Regions from separate parts of the Homo sapiens genome. Here region 2 is linked to region 1. A link is a loop called in an ENCODE intact Hi-C map of the cell type or tissue named here. Cell type or tissue: CD14-positive monocyte. All regions are shown on one strand.

Region 1 (8,000 bases):
CCAGGCAGAGGCTGCCAGGCACGGAGAGAAAGACTTTCTACCCTACCGTGCCTTGGAGACCACCCCGCCAGACCCAGCTTGAAGCCCCCGTCCACTTGGAGAGACCCCCTGTGCACACAGCATCACAGACCTTCCCAGGCACAGATCCAGGTCCCACCCCTGCTTCCAGGAGAGCTTCAGCCCAGCAGGGAGAGAGAGGAGAGGGCATGGGGGAAAGGATGGGCTGGGACCCCCATCCACTCCAGGGGCCCAGAACTCCGACTCCCCAGCTGCCCAGCCTCAAATCCCAGATGGCCACGTTGCGGTCCCTGTCCCTGCACCCGCAGTCCCCCATCCCCTCCCCAGGACCACTCACTCACATCCTCTCATTCGCGTCTCCCCCTCGGCCAAGTTTTCCGGAAACATAGGGCTGGGAAGATGCCCCAGGGAGCGGGCCGAAGTGGGCCGGCAGGCTGGGCGGCCGCGGTCGGCTCTGCGAGGCTGCTGGTTGGCGTCTGCTGGCGGCTCAGCTCAGCCTCACATCCTTCTCCGTCCCACGGTGAGGGAGGGAGGGAGGGAGGGAGGGAGGGAGCGAGGGAGGGAGGGACGCGGCGGGCGGAGGCTGGCTCGAGAGGGGCGGGCGGGAGGCAGCTCCTCACAAGTCCGCCTGCCTGTGGTGGCCCGGGGCTCCTCCAGCGGCCGCTGCCACCTCTGACGCCGTCCCCAAGCCGCTGTGGGCGCGCGAGGTGCCCTTCCCCGAGGGTGGTGGGTGGCGGGAAGTTGTCAGTGGTGCGTGTGGGATGCCCCTGGGCCAGGTATCACCGGGGCGCAGCGTGCCGAGCTCCTCCAGCACCAATGTGCCCAGTGCGGACGCTCAGCGAGCAATGCCGGCCAGAGCCCACAGACCCCCGGGCCGGGCAAAATCCAAGGACCCAGGCCCAGCAGGGCAGCCGTGTCCCCCGCAGCCGGGCTCAGCTCTGATCTTCTTGCTGCCTGACCCAGCGAGACGCGGCAGGACTGAATGTGACCTCCAGACGGAGGCTCGCGGCGGGCGGGCAGGCGGGCGGGGGAGCGTGGCAGAGGCCCAGGTTCACAAGGGGCGGGCCAACTTGGCACTGGCTCCCCCTCCCTCTCTCCCCATCCGCGGCGGTGGCGGCGTCAGCAGTGGTAAGAACAGATGAGGGTTCCAGAAAAACAGAGCTTCTCCACCCCCGGCAGACAGGGAGCAAACAGCTTCTTCCGCCATCATCCCCCGCCGCCCGTCCCCCCACCCTCCGTGTCAGTTCCACCTGAGCTCTGCCCCCTGCCTGGCCTGATGCTGCCGAGGCTGACCGAGCCCTCTGTCGGGGACTGTGGGTGGGCAGGGCTAGCCTCGCATTCCGGAGGGATCCCGGGATTTGAGGAGCCTTTGCAGGGTGCACATGAGACCGCCAACCATTTAGGGGAGGGGGAAGGGTTTGGGGATTTGGGGTCCCCAAAGAGCCCTCTGCTGCTGGGGGGGTCTCGGGACCACAGCTGCCCCTTTCGTCCTCCTCCGAGAGCCCCTGCAGCCGTGAAGGAACACTGTGGGAAATGCCGGGGAGCCACCCAGAAGGTTGAAAGTTAACTGAGCTGAACTTTGGATCCTAGATTCAGGTCACGACCGACTTCCCTGACTCTGGGATCATTAACCTGCTTTTCCCTTTAACTCCCAGCCCTTCCATCCTGCCCCCTAAAAATCTGGGGAGCAGAAGGCGTCTCTGGAATGTCCCTGCACCCCCAGCCCTCGTCCTGGGGCACGATGCCAGGGGAGGGCAACAAACCTCAACCACATCAGGGATCTGGGCCTCTCCACCTGAGTCCTGCCCTCTGCCCTCTGCAGGGGAGGTCTCAGTGCACTTTTAAGGATGCCAACCCCGTGAAATCACTCCTCTGCTTAAAATCTTCCAGTGACCACATGAAGCTCTTGGAATAAAATCCAAAGGCCCTAGCACGGCCCAGGTGACCCTTAGGAGCCAGCTCCATGAACCCGCCCAGCCTCTCTCTGGGTCACTCGTGTGTGCCCCAGGGCCTTTGCACCAGCTGCTCCTGCTGCCTCCACGGGTTTTCTCACAGATGTGCCTTGTCTTCCCTCTGGTCTTGGCTCAAGTGATGGCTCCTCAGAGAAGCCTTCCTTGCCCGCCCCTCCAAAGTGACCCCCCCCCGTCGCCCTGCCATCCCAGGGTTTGATCATCTTCATAGCTTTCACCGCCTCTGAAATTAGCTCCCTCGTCCCACTGCTCATCGGCAGGTGTCCGGGGCCTGCTGAGCACCCTGGGCATCTCTGCCACCCGTCTGGGTCCCTGGTAAGGAGCTTGCAAAGGAAGAGGGGGCTGTGCGTTTAGCTCTGCAGGGGGCCCCGAACCCTCCCAAAAGAGGCTGGGGTATCCCCCTTGACATCCAGGCACACGCCCCCAACACTCTGTGCCAGGGCGGAGATGGCAGATTCTGCCACCATGCCCTGTGGTCTGGATTCCCCGACCCCACTTCTAATTTCTAAGGAAGGAGTTTCGTTCTGAAGAGTCAGGAGGCAGGAACTAGGAAGTGAAATTGACCAAGACAGGAAGTCCAGCCAGGAGGTCTGAGTCACAGACGCCGAGTGGAGAGCCAGGCGCAGGGGCCCGGCGGCCACGGGAGTGGGTGCTTGGGGCCCCGCTGGGCTAATCCTCCTCTGGGCACCCATGGGGCAGCGTCCCACATGCCATCCGCGGGCCCATGACGAGCTGTTCTTGTGGGGGCCAGGACTCAGCCTCCTCGGCTCAGGTGCTCTGGCCCTCAGGGAGGCCTGTGCTGCCGCTCAGATGCCTCCAAGCTGCTTTTCTCCAAGGGTCTGCAAACCTGCATCCACAGCTAGGACTCCGAGGGGACCACACCACCGCCCACCTGCATCTGGGGATGTTGCAGCTGTTTTCTCTGGAAGTCAGCCCCCAACCCTGGAAACACACTCGCTCTCCCCACCCCAGCCAGTCACCTCCAGCCTTGACGTTTCCCACCCCTTCCATGAAGACTCACAGGCTGCCTGCCAGAGGGGTGCATCGACCACCGCCCCCCACCTGCCATTTTCCCCGAGAAACTCAGCATGCTCTGCCTAAAACCCTATCAAAGTTGGGAGGAAAAGAACCCAGCCGTCTTGGGCCTGAGTCATGCCACTTCCTCATTTCAGAAACCCCAAGCCCTGGCGGGGGGGGGGTTCCACAGGGACGGTGCCTCCGCATTGACACCCTTGACAGGCCGGGCACTCCTGCGTGTCTTGTCAGGACTTCCCGAACTCCTGCCATCCTGAAATCCTATCAGGATGTTGGCTGGATAACATCACACCTGGACTTGCACCTCCCCACTCTTTTCTCTCCATCTACTCTTTCAAAAATCAGCCTCGCTATCTGCCTTAGCCTCCGCATCAGCAATTATACCCGTAAATCATAGGTACGATGTGAAAAAGCTACGTCTTCTCCCAGCTCTCAAAAAAACCCAGACTCATTAAGATGAAATAAAGTCACCTGCATACGACCTGGCGCTGTCTCGCCTACCATTTCCGGAAGTGCCACGTTACACCTTTCAATGTCACGTTTTCCTACAGAGCAGAGCAAAGTTGGAAGCCAGCCTGGGGGGTCAGACAGACCACCCCATGCCCTGTGTCCACCGCAGTGGGCTGGGTGAGCACTGGCTCTCCCTCTGGCCTTGGTCTTCTCCTGTGCAAAGCAGAAGTCGTGTGTATGCGTGCGTGTGTACACACGCGTGTGGAGGGCCTGCCTTGTTCGTGAGCACCAGCCACGCCACGTGACGACAGGCATCATTACTACCGCATCGACCGCCAGGTGCTCCTTCCCTGAGTCAGGAGCCATGTGGATGCGGATTCATGGGTCTCCCCTAGGAGGGAAGGGGGGCTTGTTGATGCCTGATTTCATCTTCAAGGGTGCTGACAGGAGCAAGAGTGTGGTCCAGACCCTGCCCCTGTGTCTGGCTGTACCCCAAGTTCCTGCAGAAACCCCAATTTTTTCCTCCCTCCAAACCATCACAACAGACTGTTTCTCACATATCCGGCCGGGAGGCCAACCAGCCCCAGACATGCACCCTCCCTAGTGGTCTCTCTCCAGACCACACGTGGTGACAGTCTCCTTGGACGCGAGCCCCGAGGCACCGCACCGTCCCTGCCTGGTATACCACCCCTCCTGAGTCACACAGCTCGAGTGTCGCCTCCTGCTGGGCCCTGACGGACAGCTGCACCAGGAAGTAGCCGGGCAGACCCAAACCCAGGAGCAGCAGCACTGCCTACCGGCCCGCCCACCCCACTGTAAGCTCTGGCAGCTTTGTGCGGCAGAGCACACAGGCGCTCCTCTTTTGGGGGGCCCATGGTGGGCACAGCCCAAGGCTTTCCCAGTGGACATGTAGTGGAGGAGGTCCTGCTCTCCAGGCTCCAGGCTGGGGGCTCACCCCTCCCCTTCCCATGCCTTAGACGCTTCATCTATAAAAGCCCGTCAGGCCAGCCCATGTGCACAGCAATGGGTGGTTCCTGCCTCGCTCCTGTGAGAAGTGGCAAGGCCACTAGACAAGGCAGCTGGAGTCCTGGGGGAGGCCTCTGGGGTCTGCCCGGGCTTACTGGGAGCCACCAGGGCCTGGTCTTGCACATCCTCCCACTGTTGGCCGCTCCCTGGAGATTGGGAAGGACTGGCAGCCCGGAGGCGGGCCAGAGCCAACTCCCGGTCTAGAATGGTGTGACAATGGTGTGACCGGGAGCCTCCCAACCCCCTCCACAGCAGGTTCTCTGCCCGCCAGAGAAGAGGGCTGGGGCCTGGAGGAGCTGCCAGCAGAGCCTCGGGCCTCTCGCACAGCTGGGTCAGGCTTCCAAGCCAGGCCAGGCTGACCTTTCCCAGGGGAACCGAGTCCCTCATCCCAGCCCTGCTCCTGCCCTGCCCCTCCTTCCCCACTTGGCGCTGGGCCCGAGGGCAGGCGGCCAGCTCCCCGGAGCTGCCCGGTTCCTGGGGAAGCTGCCTCCTGAACATTCTCGGTCCTCAGGCAGCACAAGCCCCAGGGCAGGCAGCCACAGCCGCATGCACACAAGAAGGGAGGTTGCTCACTTGCCCACCAGAAACCCTATGGCCATCATGTCCCCAGCCCCTCCCCAGTGGCCTCCCACGCTCTAGAGTAATAGCTACACTCCATCCCATGCTGGCAAGGCCAGGCTCCCGGTGGCCCCTCTACCTTCTGGGATTCAACCACTTCTCATGGGGCCACACTGCCCCTGCCATGGGGCCTTTGCACATGCCTGTCCTGCCTTTGTTACCTGGTCAACAGGTTGGCCCATGGACTAACCTGTTCAGCTCTCATGCCAACCCCATTCCTACTCTGCAAGTAGAGTGCCTGGGTTCAAATCCCAGCTCTACCACTTCACAGCTGTGTGACCCTAGGCTGCTCACTAAGCCTCTCTAGGCCTCGGTTTCCTCATTTGAATAACAGAAGTATTAACAGCACCTGCCTCCTAGTCAGGTTGGTAGAGATAAAGTGACTTCATACACACAAAGCTTCCAGCAGTGCCCAGCACGCAGGATGGGCTCCACGGTGTTACTGGGTGATATTCACTATTATTTCGTGCTCTGGGTGTCGGCCCCTTCCTCGGGGTAGCCCTCTGACTGGTGGCCCCCAGCACCATGGAAGTTCCTCCAGTTGTCACTGTACATTTGCTTGGCAGGTGACTTACCTCCGACCCCCATCGCCGGGGCGAAGACAGAGGTGGCGGGGGCCGAGGCCCCAAAGTGTAGGTACCTGCTCAGGGTCAGACTCTGCAGGAGGCACAGCTGGGACCCAAACCTAGGGAGCAGGGTCTGGAGACTGCGCCCTAAGCTAGCGGCCTGCCATTTCTGAGTGCCTACTGTATACCAAGGACTGTTCCTATGTGGCTCGCTCCGTCTTTAAAGTGCCCCTGGGAGGTAGCATCCCTGCCTCATCTGAGAGAACGATGGTAACTGAGGGTGAAACAGATGGGCCAGGCCAAGGTCAGGGGGCTAAGGAGCTGCTTGTAGCTACAAAGTGATGGGGAGGTCGGTATGCCCCGGGCAGCACTGCCCTCAGCTCTTCTGTGTACTTTCACCAAAACCCCAGGAAGGTGGGTGTGCTGGGTTGGAGAGCATCCCCCCAACATTTTGTGTCCACCAGAACCTATGAATGTGACCTTATTTGGAAAAAGGATGTTTGCAGATGTGATCAAGTCAACGTGGGGTCATACTGGATTGGGGTGGGTCCTTGTAAGAAGAGGAAAATGTGGACAGAGACACGCAGGGAGAAAGGCACACAAAGACAAAGGCAGAGCCTGGAGGGATGTGGTCATGAGCCAGGGACTGCCAAGGCTGCAGGCAGGCGCCAGGGGCTGGGGGAGGCAAGGCAGGCTCCTCCCCAGAGCCTCTGGAGGGAATGCAGCCTCTTGGATGCCTTCAACTTGGACTTCTGGCCTCCAGAACAGTGAGAGAATACATTTATTTTAAGCCACCCAGTTCATGACCCTTTATTATGGCAGCCACAGGAAACATACAGTGGGCGCTCCTTGAATCCCACTGTACAGATGAAGAAACTGAGGCACAGAGAGGTTGGCTGACTTGCCTGAGGTCACACAGCTGAAACATCCAGGGGGTTGAGACCTGGTTTCTCCCTAGGAATGGGGCCCCTCTGCTGCTCATCCTCCAGGGCCATGCTACTAAAGTCTTCCAGAGGCTTCAGGCAGGCTGGGGTCCGAAGGCCCTGGGGAAACCTGGCTGCTTACCTGCCCAGGCTCCCCGAGGGAGGGGTGGGGCTGGCTCATTCCTGAGTGCCCCTGCCACACAGAGAGTGAGGCACTATGTTGCTGAAATGATGGGTAAAGGATGGGCAGAGACCATCTGCCTCAGCAATAGCCGCTTCTCCAGTCCCTTTTCCTAACTCTTGGTTTTCTGGGCGGGGGCTCCAGAACGTTCCTAGCTTCTCCACCCCGACCCCCTATGGAGGAGTTGCTGGGGCCTGCCAGCACCTGTCTCCCCGCCCCACCCCCGCTCCCTCCTGCCATCGCCTGGAACACACAGCCATTAGCAGCCACCCTGAGCAGTAATTGTCCAGATTGCTGTAATTCACGGCAGACGAACATGCTGCTGCTCACGACATTATTACAAATGTCACTGAGCAGGGCCTCCGCGTGCACGGCCCCCAGGGGACGCTCACTGCCGTCTCCATGGGCAGGACCCAGGATGAGCTCACTGTCATCACTGAGGACCCAACCTTGAGATGGTGGGACACGGGCTCCTCTCCGCCGGTGAGTCATCCCCAGCCGTCCTCCCAGCCTCCGGATCTGCCCTTCCAGAAGGCAAACAGAGGGCAGGCACTGTCTTCCCAGTTCTCAGGCAATGGGCGGTGGGGGCGGGGGTGGTCACCGGTGAGGAGGTGGTAGTGACAACACGAGACACGAGAAGGGATGGAGAGGCGGTGGGACCCTGGGCTGACCGTTTGGGGATGTCCACGCGGAGTCCTCCGATGGGTGGGTGCTCTGGGAAATCTCCCAGCCAACAGGCTGAGATCCCAGGGACTCACCTGTGATTAAAAATCTCACACAATTTTACACAAATGCTCACAGCAGCACTCTTCACAACAGCCACATGGAAACAACCCACACATCCCCCAAGAGATGAACGACCGACAAAATGTGGTCCGTGCAGGTGAGGGAATATTATTCAGCCGTACAAAGCTACTCAGATGAACCTCAGAACCATCATGCTCCCAGAAAGGAGCCAGACACAAAAGGCCACAAACTGTAGGATTCCATTCATTGGAAACGCCCAGAACAGGCCAATCCACAGAGACAGAGAGTGCATTAGTGGCTGCCAGGGGCTGGTAGGGCTGGGGCGGGGCCCTGGGAGGGACTGCTAATGGGTATGGGATTTCCATCTGGGGTGAGAAAAAGTTCTGGAACTAGGCAGTGGTGAGGGTTGCACACCAATGCAGATGTACTTCATGCCACTGAGATGTTCACTTTCCAGTGGTTAGAA
Region 2 (8,000 bases), 380 kb after region 1:
CAGTTTGCGTTTCTCCCACTCAGTCCCACTCTCTGGGCTCCAGCCACAGCGCACCGTTTCTGTTCTGCGTGTTGCTACCCCAGGCCCTTTGCACATGTACTTCCCGGTTCCTGGAGTGCTCTTCTCCAGATTCCCATGAAGCCTTCAGGAGTTGGCACTTCTCAGAGGAAACTTCCGGAAATGTGCTCTCATCTAAGCAGCCCCCCTGCCCAGCACCTCTTCTCCGGTGCACCCCCTGCTCTTCTTTCTATCCTGGCATCGTTGCTTCCCAGAGTGACCTTACTCATGTGTGACCTTACTTATGAGTGACCTTACTCATACGTGACCTTACTCATGCATTTACTCGCCAGCTGTCTCTCCCACTAGAAGGCAAGTTTGTGAGGGCAGGGAGCTTTCTAGCTTCGTCCAGCTTTGTTGTTGTTGTTTTTCTTTTCTTTTCTCTTCTTTTTTTTTTTTTTTTTTTTGAGATGGAGTCTCACTCTGTCGCCCAGGCTAGAGTGCAGTGGTGAGATCTCGGCTCACTGCAACCTCTGCTTCCAGGTTCAACCGATTCTTGTGGCTCAGCCTCCCACAGCTGGGATTACAGGCGTGTGCCACCACACCTGGCTAATTTTTGTATTTTTAGTAGAGATGGGGTTTCACTATGTTGCCCAGGCTGGTCTCAAACTCCTGACCTCAAGCAATCCGCCCACCTCGGCCTCCCAAGGGTGAGCCACTGCACCCGGTCACCTCTGTATTTCTGAAGCGGATACCCTTGGTGTTCTAAGCAGATCCAAATGAATCCTCTTTTTACTGTATTTGCACACCCCTGATTTTGGAGCATTTTTGTATCCAAAACCCAAGACCTGTTGGTCTGCCTTTGAGAGCTGTCCGTGACCCTGGGCTGCTAGAGTCCCCTTTGCCCTCCTGGGACACTCCCTGGCCAGGAATCTTGGTCTCAGTGTCTGCTTCTGGGGAACCTAACCCAAGCCGATTCGCAATAAATATGAGGGTGTGTGACACACAGTGAGCACCCAAACAGCATTTGCTGAATGAAGGAATGAACAAATCGACACAGACTTCTCAGAGCTTGACTCCCTCTCAGAGCCCAGCAAGTGCTCTGCACACAGTAGGTGTGTGATAAATGTTTGCTGGAGGCTCAGCATTTGAGAGCTTTCATAATCGTCCCAGGCTGTGTACAGAATGCTCACACATCCATTTCTTTTCTTTTCTTTTCTTTTCTTTTCTTTTCTTTTCTTTTCTTTTCTTTGAGATGGAGTCTCACTCTGTCACCCAGGCTGGAGTGCAGTGGGATGATCTCGGCTCACTACAACCTCCACCTCCTGGGTTCAAACGATTCTCGTGCCTCATCCTCCCGTCTAGCTGGGATTACAGGTGCCCGCCACTACACCCAGCTAATTTTTGTATTTTCAGTAGAGACGGTGTTTCACCATACTGCCCAGGCTGGTCTCGAACCCCTGGCCTCCCACAGTGCTGGGATTATAGGCGTGAGCCCCCGCGCCCAGCCCTCACACGTCCATTTCGATTCCACCCTTACAGGGGTTCTCAAAGATTCGTACACAGCAATCTTCACTCCCACCTCACGGCAGTCTCAGAGAGGTTATGAATTGCTCCAAGGCCACCCAGCAACTTGAGCAGAGCAGGGAGTAGCACGCAGGTACTGGGAGTAGCACGCAGGTACTGGGAGTAGCACGCAGGTACTGGGAGTAGCACGCTAAGGAGGAGCAGACATCGTGTGACCCTGGTCGCCCTGTTATAGGGTTGTCACTCTTGTTCCCAAGGCCCCAGAGAGAAAGGGTTAAGACCCCTTTGAAAATCTGAAGACTTGAGGAAATGCTTCCCAGAATAAAACGCCCAGACACACACGTAAAATACAATTTCTAGGGGTCACGGGTTTCCGAAGCCAGGCTGTGGACCACAGCTTCCCCAGTTTAAAATCAATCCACTCCGCTCCAGGAACCGGGTGATCCGCAGCCCCTCCCAGGCAGCAGCCTCTGGACCACCTGTGTGCACAGCTCGCCCCCCAGTGGCCGAGCTCGGAATCGTCCTGAAGTCTCGCGTGCTGCAGCCAGATTGCAGGGGATCGCGGATGGAGAGACAAGTCGGGGGGACTTTACCCCCAGGATGGGGAAAAGTCACCCACAATTCAAGCAAAGATGACCCTTGTGACAGATTAACATTTCAGGGCCGCTACCTGGAGAATGGACGGCTCGGGACACGCGTGGGAGCCGGGAGGCCAGTGGACCAGACTGGCAGAGCCTTCAGGTGAGACAGGATGGCTCCAGGGCAGGGGCTCGGACACAGGGTCCCTGGCCCTGGACCCACCCACGGGGCCGCCACCTCTTGAGCCCCACGCTGACCCCGAGAGGCATTGTTTTCAGCCGAGGACCACCGCCCTGGCCCACTCCATTCACTATCCACTTCACCCATCTCTCCTGGGTGACATCGCTGCAAAGCAGGAGACGTCCCTGCAAAGCAGATCTGAGTCACCTGCTTTAAAGGAGAGAACAGTAGGTCTCCAGAGAGGCTGTGTGACTTGTCCAGGGTCCCACAGCTAGTAAGTGGCAGAACTGTAAAGTTGTTTGAGAGGAAGGGCCGCCTCTGTCTGGTCCACAATTGCACCCCCTGTGCCTAGCGCGTAGTGAGCACTGGATAAGTATGTGTTGAAAGAATGGGTGTCCGCGTGAGCCAAGGAGTACTAAGGAATGTGAGTAACCGCCCCGGCCAAAAATATTCGTTTCCAGCACAAGGGCATGTACCGGGGTTTATGCTGCAGGTCCTTGGAGTTTGGGGTTACAGCAACTGGTGTCAGGACTTCTGGTATTCTAGAACATTCTAGTATCAACTGAGATACAAAGTGCCCCAGGAGTCCTGAGACAGGGAAGAACAGCAAGCAGGAGTGATGGGGGAGGGGTGCTTCCTGGAGGAGAGGGCATGGCTGGAATTGCGCCTTTGATGATGGCGAAGACTGAGAGAGGCAGAGAGGGGGGAAAAGGCCACGCAGGGGCGATGCAGGCCGAGCAGGAAGAAGGGTGCATGGGACACAATCATGGGATGGTGCAGAGATTGCAGGTAGCAGGCTGCTTCGAGGTACTGGGAGGAACGTCCTTAATAGTTAGGTATTTATTTTAATGGCGACTGGAAAACTATTACTTGCCCAAAGGACCCATAATTTCACAGATATGACTGCCTTCCTTTTAAAATAAAATTCTTTAAGAAAAAAAGTAAGCCAAATTAAATCAACATGGTAAGTAGTGGAGTCCCATCGTTGGCAGGGGCTGGCGCCTGAAGTGAAGGCATGAGAAGAAAGTCTCGCAGAGTCAAAGATGCTCAGAATCAGAGACACTGAAGCTCGACCGGGTGTCCCGAACCCCAGCCCTCCAGCTGTGGGGCAGGCGGTGCTTCCCTCCCTGAGCCCTGGCTAAGGTCGTTGGCTGGGCTTAAGACCAAGGATGTGTCCAAACGCACACCCTACAAAAAAATCAAACCTCACTCAGAAGCAAGATGTTCACCCAATGAGACACACGGGAGGCTAAGTCCCTCGGGAACACACACACACACACACACACACACACACACACACACACCCCACACACACACAAACACAAGAATGACTTAAGGGCCAGGGCAGTGGCTCATGCCTGTTATCCCAGCACTTTGGGAGGCCGAGGCGGGCGGATCGCTTGAGCCTGGGAGTTGGAGATCAGCCTGGGCGACACGGCGAAACCCCATCTTTACAAAAATATACAAAAAATTAGCCGGGTGTAGTGGCACAGGCCTATAATCCCACCTACTTGGGAGGCTGGCTGAGGTGAGAGGATCGCCTGAGCCTGGGAGGTTGAGGCTGCAGTGAGCAGTGATTGTGCCAGCCTAGGTGACAAAGTGAGACCCTGTCTCCAAAAAAAAAAAAAAAAAAAAAAAAAAACCGAATGCCTTCTGGGGCCTGTCTTTTTTTCTGTTTTATGAGCAGGTAGACTTGAATGCAAGAGTTAAAACTGTCTGTGATGTGTTGCATACACAGATTAAGTCAAAATCCTCACCGTGGCTATCAAATAACCAAAGCTGGCCTCAGCTTCCCAGAGGATCAGACATGGGGAGTTTGAAGGGAACCATCCTCGGGGCCTGGACTCTCTCCTGAGCTTGTCACTCGCCTGCCATTTCCCCGGGCAGGTCACAAGACCCCCCACCCCTCCACTCTACAGCCAACGGGCAAAGCCTCCCTGACCTCCAGCCCCAATCAGAGGGAACTTCCCGGACACAGGTTTCGAGAACCCATCTAAAGATTGGGTAAGAAATGCTTTTGCAAGCCGGTGGTTTCCACTTTGCTGCTTTCTACAAATTTGAAGAAAGGTCAAACGGACCTGTCTGCTGGGAGATCAGTGAGAATCGCTTCCAATGACAGATCGCCGTGTGACATTCGCATACTACCCAGAAGGAGTATAAGAATTCCACTCCCAGTGACTTCCTTATGAAAACAAGGCTTCTCTGCACTTGCAGGGACAAAGAATTGATGGTAAAAATTGGTTTCATTCTAGCAATACGTGACAGTCATTCACGGATACATGAATTAATTGGGGGTGGAGAGGAAGTCCCACTCATCTCAGGACAAGAAGTATTTCTAAGCAAATAAAAGCCACAATGAGAAACCACTACGAAGGGCTGAAGTTTTTTAAAACTGAAAACACCAAGATGCTGGTGAGGACGCAGAGCTGATGGGAATGCAGCCTGGTACAGCGACTGTGAAACTGGCAGTCCCCCAAAAGTGAAACGCAGAGCTCCAGTTTGACTCAGCAGCTCCACTCCGAGGTATACACCCCAGGGAAATGAACGTACGCCTTCACACACAAATCTGTACATGAACGTTCACAGCAGCTTTGTTCATAGTTGCTGATGTGGTTTGGCTGCGTCCCTGCCCAAATCTCATCTCGAATTGTAGTTCCCATAATTCCCATGTTGTGGGAGGGAGCCAGTGGGAGATCATTGAATCATACGGGCGGTTAACCCCATACTGTTCTCCTGGTGGTGAGTAAGTCTCACAAGATCTGATGGTTTGATCGGGGGTTTCCCCTTTCACTTGGCTCTCATTCTCTCTTCTCTGGTCCCATGTAAGACATGACTTTGCTTCTCCTTTGCCTTCCACCATGATTGTGAGGCCTCCCCAGCCATATGAACTGTGAGTTCATGAAACCTTTTTTCTTTAAAAGTTACCCAGTCTTGGGTATGTCTTTATCAGTGGCGTGAAAACCAACTAATGCAATTGCCAAAGGCTGCAACCACTCTACGTGTCCCTCAATAAGTGAACGGCTGAAAAGCACTGGTGTGTGCACCCCATGGAGTTCTGCTCAGCAGTGAAAAGAAAGGAACTATTGCTACACACAACAACAGGCATGCATCTAGAGACAGTGCTGAGTGAAGGAAGCCAGGCTCAGAGGGTTACAGGCTGTAGATCCCATTTAGAACATTCTGGAAAAGGTAAAAATAGCTAGTGGCCAAGGGCTAAGCATGGGGATGAGGGACTTCCCTACAAAGTGGGAGGAAGGCAGCACAGGTCGCAGGCTGGGTGCAGTGGCTCACGCCTCTAATCCCAGCACTTTGGTAGGTTGAGGTGGGACTAATGCTTGAAGCCAAAAGTTTGAGACCAGCCTGGGCAACAGAGCCAGACCCCCATCTCTACAAAAAAAAAATTAGCCAGGTGTGGTGGCACACATCTGTGGTCCCAGCTACTCGGAAGGCTAAGTCAGGAGGCTCTCCTGAGCCTGGGAGGTGAAGGCTGCAGTGAGTCAAGATTGAACCACTGCACTCTAGCCTGGGCAACAGAGCGAGACTCTGTCTCAAAAAAAAAAAAAAAAAAATTATGGGAGCCCACTGTAAAACAAACAAAAACAAAGGGAAGACATGAGGAAATCTTGGGGGATGATGAAATTGTTTTGTCTTGATTGTAGGGGTAATGACTCAACTCTATAAACATGTCAAAATTCATGGAATTGTACACACACTCACACACAACTCTAATCTGTAAATGAAAAAGATATATAAAATGCATACCAAAAGGACATGCATTCCAATAAAATTTTGCTACTTTGATATGTCACATAAAACATAGTAATATAGTTTTGACCAATTGTGTCCTGAGACTTGAAAGGCAATCCAGATGGTATAGGCTAAATGTTTGTGTTGACCCAAAATTCCTGTTGAAGCCCTAACCTCCAGTGTGGCTGTGTCTGGAGATGGGGCCTCTAAGAAAATAATTAAATGAGGCCCTGATCTGATAGCATCAGTGTCCTTATAAGAGACACCACAGAGCTCTCGCTCTCCCTCTCTCTTCCCCCTTTCACACCGAGGAAAGGCCATGTGAGGACACAGAGAAGGCGGCCGTCTGAAGCCAGGAAGAGACGCCTCACCAGAACCCAACCCTGCTGGAACCCTGGTCTCAGACTTCCAGCCTCCAGAGCTGTGAGAAATAAATGGTTTAAGCCACCTATTGATGGTATTTTTTCTTTTTGAGACAGTGTCTCACTCTGTCTCGCAGGCTGGAGTGCAGTGGCATGATCACAGCTCACTGCAGCCTCAACCTCTTGGCTTCCAGCAATCCTACCTCAGCCTCCTGAGTAGTTGGGACCACAGGCGCCCACCACCACGCCTGGCTAATTTTTGTATTTTTTTTGTATTGATGAGGGTCTCACCATATTACCCAGACTAGTCTTGAACTCCTGGCATCAAGCAATCCTCCGGTCTTGGCCTCCCACAGGGCTGGGATTACAGGCGTGTGCCACCACGCCCGGCCTTGATGGTATTTTGTTATGGCAGCCCCAGACCTAAAAAAATTTACCCTTGATGGTCACAAGAAATAAAAAAAAAAAGTTTGCTTCAACTTATATATTTATGTTGCAGGCAAGTATAGGAGTGATTAATAAAAGGCTTAAAAGCATCAAATATAAATATCATTTAGATAAAATTTTAGGAGGGAAGAAGAAAGGAAATACAAGTTTAAGGGGAAAAGGGCTAACATTTCTGACCATAAAAGAGCTTGTTCGTATATTCTTTGAAATGTTCGGCAGTGAATACCCTCTCCTCTCCTAGTTAGATCCCAGCGGGCACACTTAAATACTGATGAAATGGTCTCATATTCAAACATCAACGATGATGACAATCGGAGAAAATTCCATCCTTTGCAATGATCTACACTTAAGATGAGAACTTTTAGATGGCTCCAATCTGTTCTCTTACCCGCTTCTCTTCTTCACCATTTATGTAACGAGCAGAAAGCAAAGGCCTAGAACAACACGGGGCATGTCCTATGGGCACCAGGATTTGTAGATAAATGCACAGAAACACATCCAGGGGGCCCCATGCAAAAGTGGCAAAAGCGTCTGCACTGGGGGCTGTGGGATGGGACTCAGACCCTGCTGCTTCTAAACAAGGGCGTACTCATGCAGTATTTCTATGAAACTCAACATTGCACAAGGTTGAAATTTGAAAACAACAGGAAGGTAAGCCAGCAGCCCGGCCCTGGGAGAGACGCTCTTGGCAGCCACCAGAAAGGAGCTATTGACCAAGAGAAGAGGAGCCCGGAACTTCCCAGAGGCCCCCACCCCCACGACCTCAGCAAACAAGGCTGTCACAGAGGCAGGCATCCCATTTTTTTAAACGTTTATTACTTCAAGAGTGAATTATTTTTCAAAGATGATAAAACTCATTTCTATTCCAGTAGAAAAGGGTCACAGGTTTGCCCCAGGGTCCAGGAGCGCCCGGAAGGCAGGGCCCCCAGGCCTCTTCACCTCAGCCTGGGCACCTATAATCTGAGGGACCCTGTGAGGGGGTGGGGGCAGCTCGGGGGCACAGCCTGCGGCCACTTCGGCCAGAGAGTGGCCGGCTCAGTCCATAGGATGATGTCAGTTTAGGCTGGAGGAAAAGGGCGCCAGACAACCCGATGCAGTGCCTGTGAAGACTTCGGGGGGATCAAAGTCCGGCCGGGGTGGGCGGAGACCCTCGGGCAGCTG

What was found. Peaks named below come from ENCODE experiments on the same cell type or tissue, not always from the same donor. Only the 100,000 strongest peaks of a DNase experiment are listed, where the experiment ranks them.
Region 2: a loop joins it to region 1, with 8 times the contacts of the local background. A loop is called at or near these places in 24 of 110 quality-filtered maps.

Annotation. Positions count from the first base shown.
Region 1 is chr12:124,388,326-124,396,325 of GRCh38, forward strand. All of the region lies in intron 18 of NCOR2 (nuclear receptor corepressor 2), which reads right to left. Among named protein-coding and RNA genes, the nearest start is that of MIR6880, 55 kb to the left of the region's middle. RefSeq lists a silencer at 962-1,031 and enhancers at 2,481-2,660, 3,628-4,317, 6,388-7,077, 7,078-7,765. In CD14-positive monocyte, CTCF peaks have their summits at 890, 4,220 (motif pointing left) and 4,453; DNase peaks (open chromatin) are centred at 2,576, 3,156, 3,766, 4,186 and 2 weaker places; H3K4me3 peaks cover 4,267 bases; H3K27ac peaks cover 4,762 bases.
Region 2 is chr12:124,769,995-124,777,994 of GRCh38, forward strand. SCARB1 (scavenger receptor class B member 1) reads right to left here. Exons shown (of 13, transcript NM_005505.5): 13 at 6,862-8,000. Among named protein-coding and RNA genes, the nearest start is that of SCARB1, 90 kb to the right of the region's middle. RefSeq lists enhancers at 2,083-2,152, 4,274-4,433, 4,444-4,493, 4,554-4,713 and a silencer at 4,069-4,363. In CD14-positive monocyte, CTCF peaks have their summits at 2,028 (motif pointing left) and 2,237; DNase peaks (open chromatin) are centred at 1,997, 4,277, 5,037, 5,917 and 2 weaker places; H3K4me3 peaks cover 2,385 bases; H3K27ac peaks cover 2,146 bases.